Linked DNA regions of Homo sapiens: region 1 is linked to region 2. Evidence: chromatin loops called from intact Hi-C (ENCODE). Cell type or tissue: GM12878. All regions are shown on one strand.

Region 1 (2,500 bases), 51 kb before region 2:
ACGCAGTGAGTGACCATGTTTGTAGAATTATATCACGCTTTTGAGCAAATGGAGCCTCACAGGCCTTCAGATTTGAAACCTCCGAGGCATGTGGCCAAACAGCCGAGCCCTAAATTACTTCAAGCTCTGTCCCATAACAGCATGCTCTCAGTTCCCCAGCTGTCGGAGGGCAGGGAAGATGATCTGACTTTTATTTCTCATCATCAGTGTCATCATCAATTGTCATTATTTTATGAGCTTGGCAAGCAATCAGGGAATCAGGGGCTGGGCGTATGGTAAACAGAATAGATCTCAATACCAGTTCACAGCATCACTACTGTGTGACATCTAGTAATAGTAAATATATTTTACTCTTTGGCATAATACTTCTAAATAGAGAAGAATTATTAGCAACTTAGTCTTTCCAAGTAAGTCTTCTTTTCTCTTCTTCTCTCATTTTCCCATCTTCTCTTGCATCTGGATTTAAAAACACTTTTCTTTTGAATGTTCATATATTCACAAAGAAGAGAGAATCATGTCATGAATATTTTGGATATGTTGCCCTTTTGGTTCTTCTGCCTCTTTCCCTCTCTTCTCTGTAATATTTTAAATCAGATTCCTGAAATCATGTCATTCTACTTTTAAATACAAATATGTCTCTCCTAAAAAAGACATTTTCACATCTAACAAAATTAACAATAATTCTTTAATATTATTCAATATCTAGTCTGTGTCCAACCTACTCAATTACTTCAAAAAAGTCTCTTTATAGTTTTTTTTTTAAATCAGGATCCAAACAAGATCCACATATTACATATCTTAATTCTCCTTCAGTCTAGAGCAGACTTCCCCCGACCCTCTTTCCCCATGGAACTTGAAGAAACCGCTGGTTTTATGTGACTGTCCCGTGATGTCGTTCACATGTTCCTTCATGCCCTGGTTTAATCTCTAAACTGGAAGCTCCACCTAATGTCTGGTGAGACCCAGGTTCAGGTTTTTGGAAGAGCGTATCGCAGCTGGTGCCTGTGCGTCACGGTGCTGCCCCGCAGGAGGTCACCTACTGGGAATGACGCTACCACTGACCCATGGAGCAAAGCGGCGGCGCCTCAGCCTCCCATCCTAGAGTTGTTCACCAACATTTTCCCTAAAGGTTTTGTAGGGAGTGCAAAATGGTGATCTGATTTTCTAATTCCATCCTTCACTGTATACTGTTTTCACCTTGAATTACTTTGGAAGGAAGAACTTGTATTCAGCAACAAGGGCCAGCTCTTTGCCCTGAAATACGGTCAGTTCAGAAGAGGCAGCATCATAAAATCACAATCACTCTGGGTGATAGCTAATTTCACACCACACGTGCCCCTCCAAGGGCTCCTGTTCCACTCAGAGTGAAAGCAAAGTCTTTCACAGTGACCCATGTGATTTCCACCCCTCCCGCATCCCTCAGACCACATCACCTGCCCCTCCCCGCCCCATCGCTCCACTTCAGCCACACTGGCCTCCCTGCTGCTCCTCTAACCCAGCAAGCACACCCCCCTTCTGGGCTGTGCACTCCCCGTCTGTCCTCCCCAGGGAGTTGCATATCTCCCTCCTCCTTTTCTCAGGTCTCTAAGAGCCATCTTGCCCAGAAGCTTTGCCCTGACCATGCTATATAAAATAGTAATCCCTGCCCTCTTGCTTCCCCATGTTGCGACCACACAGAGGAGAGTGCCTCCCCGACAGTGGTTTGCAAGTGTGGCCCCAGACCTGCAGCAGCAGCCTCACCTGGGGCCACCACCTCAGAAACACAGAGTCGGGGCCCTTCTCAGTCCTACTGTATCAGAAACTGAGGCTGGGAACAGCAATCTGTGTCAACAAGCTGTGCAGTAATTCTGATGCTGGCTCCAGCTGAAGAACCACTGCAGTATACTTTGCAAATATTAGCCACTGAATCCTCCTCATAAGCGGATGAGGTTGGGAATGGTGATGCTGCTGCTTCAGGGAACACCCTTTGAAAAGCAGTGTTCTGAACACTGAAGAGTTTTATACATCTCAGCCCTGAGATCCTATAATTAATTTTTCCATTGTAGCATTAGCATATTAAAAATAAAACAAAGCTAAGCTGCTTTAGAGTTTATAACACCTATTGGCCTACTGGCCTTGGGGTAACTGGATGTTGGCTGTTTTTATTTTTTTATTTTTGAGATGGAGTTTCACTCTTGTTGTCCAGGCTGGAGTGCAATGGCACAATCTTGGCTCATTGCAACCTCCACTTACTGGGTTCAAGCTATTCTTCCGCCTCAGCTTCTTGAGTAGCTAGGATTACAGGCACCTTCCATCGTGCCTGCTAATTTTTGTATTTTTAGTAGAGATGGGGTTTCACCATGTTGGCCAGGCTGGTCTTGAACTCCTGACCTCAGGCGATTCACCCGCCTCGGCCTCCCAAAGTGCTGGGATCACAGGCATGAGCCACTGCGCCCAGCGTAGATGTTGGCTTTTTAACCAACAGCAGGCATGTGACTTTTTTTTTTTTCAATGAAAAAAA
Region 2 (2,500 bases):
GCCCACTGCCTGCTTTTGTTAATAAAGCTTTATTGTAACACCCATTTGTTTACATATCATCTATGGCTGCTTTATGTTATGGTGGCAGGATTAAGTAGCTGTGGCAAAAAACATATGGCCTGCAAAGCCTAAAATATTTGCCATCTGGGACATTACAGAAAAAGTTTGTTGAGTCCTAGTCTAGTATTATAGCAAGGGAAGGTGTAGGGAGGAAAGAGCTCTTGCCAAAGAAGGGCATTGCTGCTGATTACTGATGGAATGATGGAATGGTAAACTCACTCATTGTTTACAGACAGACTCTCAGACCAAAGGGTATGCACTTCATTTAACAAACATTTTCTTATGCCAGATCCTAAGACATAACAACGAGCAAGATAAACTCCTTTTGGAGACTAAAATTGTGTGTTAGGGTGAAGATGGGGGTGTAAGGGAAAGAGAAGGAATAGAGAGATGTATAAAAGCAATGACAGCCCAAATGATAGCAGCATATTCAGACAGCAGAGAAACAAACAAATGATAAAGCTATAAAGATCAACACAGGCGGCATCTCAGAAATAATGCTGAGTGAAAGATAACGTATGGAGGAACACACACGGTATGATTTGACTTATTAAAAATGCAAAACTAAATGATGTACTGTTTATGCATACTAACAGATGAGGTAAAATAATAAAGAAAAGGGAACAAATAACACAAAATTCTGGCTGGTTTTTTCTCTGAGGGTGGGGCTGGGGAGGGACACCCAGGGTGCCTGAAAGGCACCAAAGCCGGGTAGTGAGTACATGAACGTGCACGGTGTAGAATCCTTTATAGCTGACATATATCTTATTAGTATTTTTATATCTACTCCGTGGTTAAATAAAACCAAACCATGTTGAACACAGAGTCAGTGTGACGAGCGCTATGATTCTGTGACTAGGACAGTGGAGAGTGCTACAGGCACACGGAGGAGGGGCCTCTGACTCTGATGTGAGGGGTCAGAAGAAAATCCCTAGAAAAAGTGGCGCCAACCTTATCTGAGGACTTTATGAGCAAACTTCACCCTGAGAAAAAGTCACAGGAGAGTGTTCTGGCGAAAGTCCAGTGATGACACAGATTGCAAGGTTTTCAAGGAACTGATACCAGCTCAGCAAAACAGGCAGAGCAAGTGAGGTGGGGGCGGGCGACGGGGCTGAGAGGGCCCCCTGAGGTCCTACTATGCGCCTGACCAGCCACAGAAAGCCTTTATTCTAAAAGCAATGAGAGCCTTTGAAGGATTTATGGTATGGAGTAAAGTGACATGATCAGAGCTGCCTTTTTACAAGATTCTTCTGGCTGTGGCAACATCAGCTTCCTCTGGTACCCTAAAGTCCCTCAGGTTTCTGCTGGGTTGAGACCGGTGCCAGCTCCCGGATGTCCGCAGTAATGATGTACACCCCTATTACTTGAGAAGAACAAAAACGGTGCCAGGCCAAAATTGCATGAGGTGCTTCATTATCATAGCAGATGCTTATAGACTGCTACAAGCAGGAGAAAACATTTTTGTATAAATTGACTTTTAGTACATTGAATTAAATATTCATGCACCTGTAGGGCTGCAATTGTAAAGACATCTCACAGTGAATCTTTGCAAAGTGGTTGCTCCTTCTCTAAAGTAAACAATCTCCTATCATACGTCTGCTTTATAAAAATAGGTTTTAATCTCAGACTCATGTTAAATAAGCATTTCTGTCTAAGAATGTTTCTTAATCCTTTAAAAGTATAGATAAGTAAAAATTACGAATGCTGTAAATACTTTATAAATACTTCTAAATCATATCAGTGGGAAAATCACTTAAAAAACACATTTTCCTGGTGGCAAGAATAAACATGGAGGTAGATAATGATACAAAGAAAATAAATCACGGAACAGAGCTGCCTTTTGGTTTCATCATCACACTACCTAGTTTGAACTTGAACCTTAATTACCAAATAATTACCACATTCTTTTTGCTTGTTATTTCTATTTTTAAAAATGTCAATAAAAACTTTTATTCATTAATGCTTATGGTAAGTTAAGCCAGAACCTCACAGATAGCCTCCAAAGAACACAGTGATTTTAAAAGTCCCCCAAATCATATGATCCAGCATTTCTACTTCTGGGTATAGTCCTTCAAGAACTGAAAGCAGGAACTCAAAAACACACACATGTGTTCACAGCAGCAGTATTCACAATAGCGAGAATGTGGAAGCAACCTAAGTGTGAATGGGTGAACAAAATGTGGCCTATCCATACGATATAATACGATCCCGCCTTAAAAAGGAAGGGGATTCTCATATCTGCTGCAACATGTCTGAACATGGAGGACATTATGCTCAGTGGAATAAGCCAGTCACAGAAAAACAAATGCTGTATGAATCCATTTATATGAGGCACTAGTGTAGTGAAATCCATAGAGACAGAAAGGAGAACGGCGGTTACCAAGGGCTGGGGAGAGGAGGGAGAATGGGAATTTGTTGTTAAATGGGTGCACTTTCAGTT

What was found. Peaks named below come from ENCODE experiments on the same cell type or tissue, not always from the same donor. Only the 100,000 strongest peaks of a DNase experiment are listed, where the experiment ranks them.
Region 1: a loop joins it to region 2, with 2.1 times the contacts of the local background. A loop is called at or near these places in 2 of 110 quality-filtered maps.

Annotation. Positions count from the first base shown.
Region 1 is chr6:3,332,022-3,334,521 of GRCh38, forward strand. All of the region lies in intron 3 of SLC22A23 (solute carrier family 22 member 23), which reads right to left. Among named protein-coding and RNA genes, the nearest start is that of PSMG4, 74 kb to the left of the region's middle. In GM12878, no CTCF peak of the experiment used is centred here; a DNase peak (open chromatin) is centred at 1,460.
Region 2 is chr6:3,382,629-3,385,128 of GRCh38, forward strand. The region is part of intron 3 of SLC22A23 (solute carrier family 22 member 23); the gene reads right to left. Among named protein-coding and RNA genes, the nearest start is that of SLC22A23, 73 kb to the right of the region's middle. In GM12878, no CTCF peak of the experiment used is centred here; a DNase peak (open chromatin) is centred at 1,063; H3K27ac peaks cover 1,300 bases.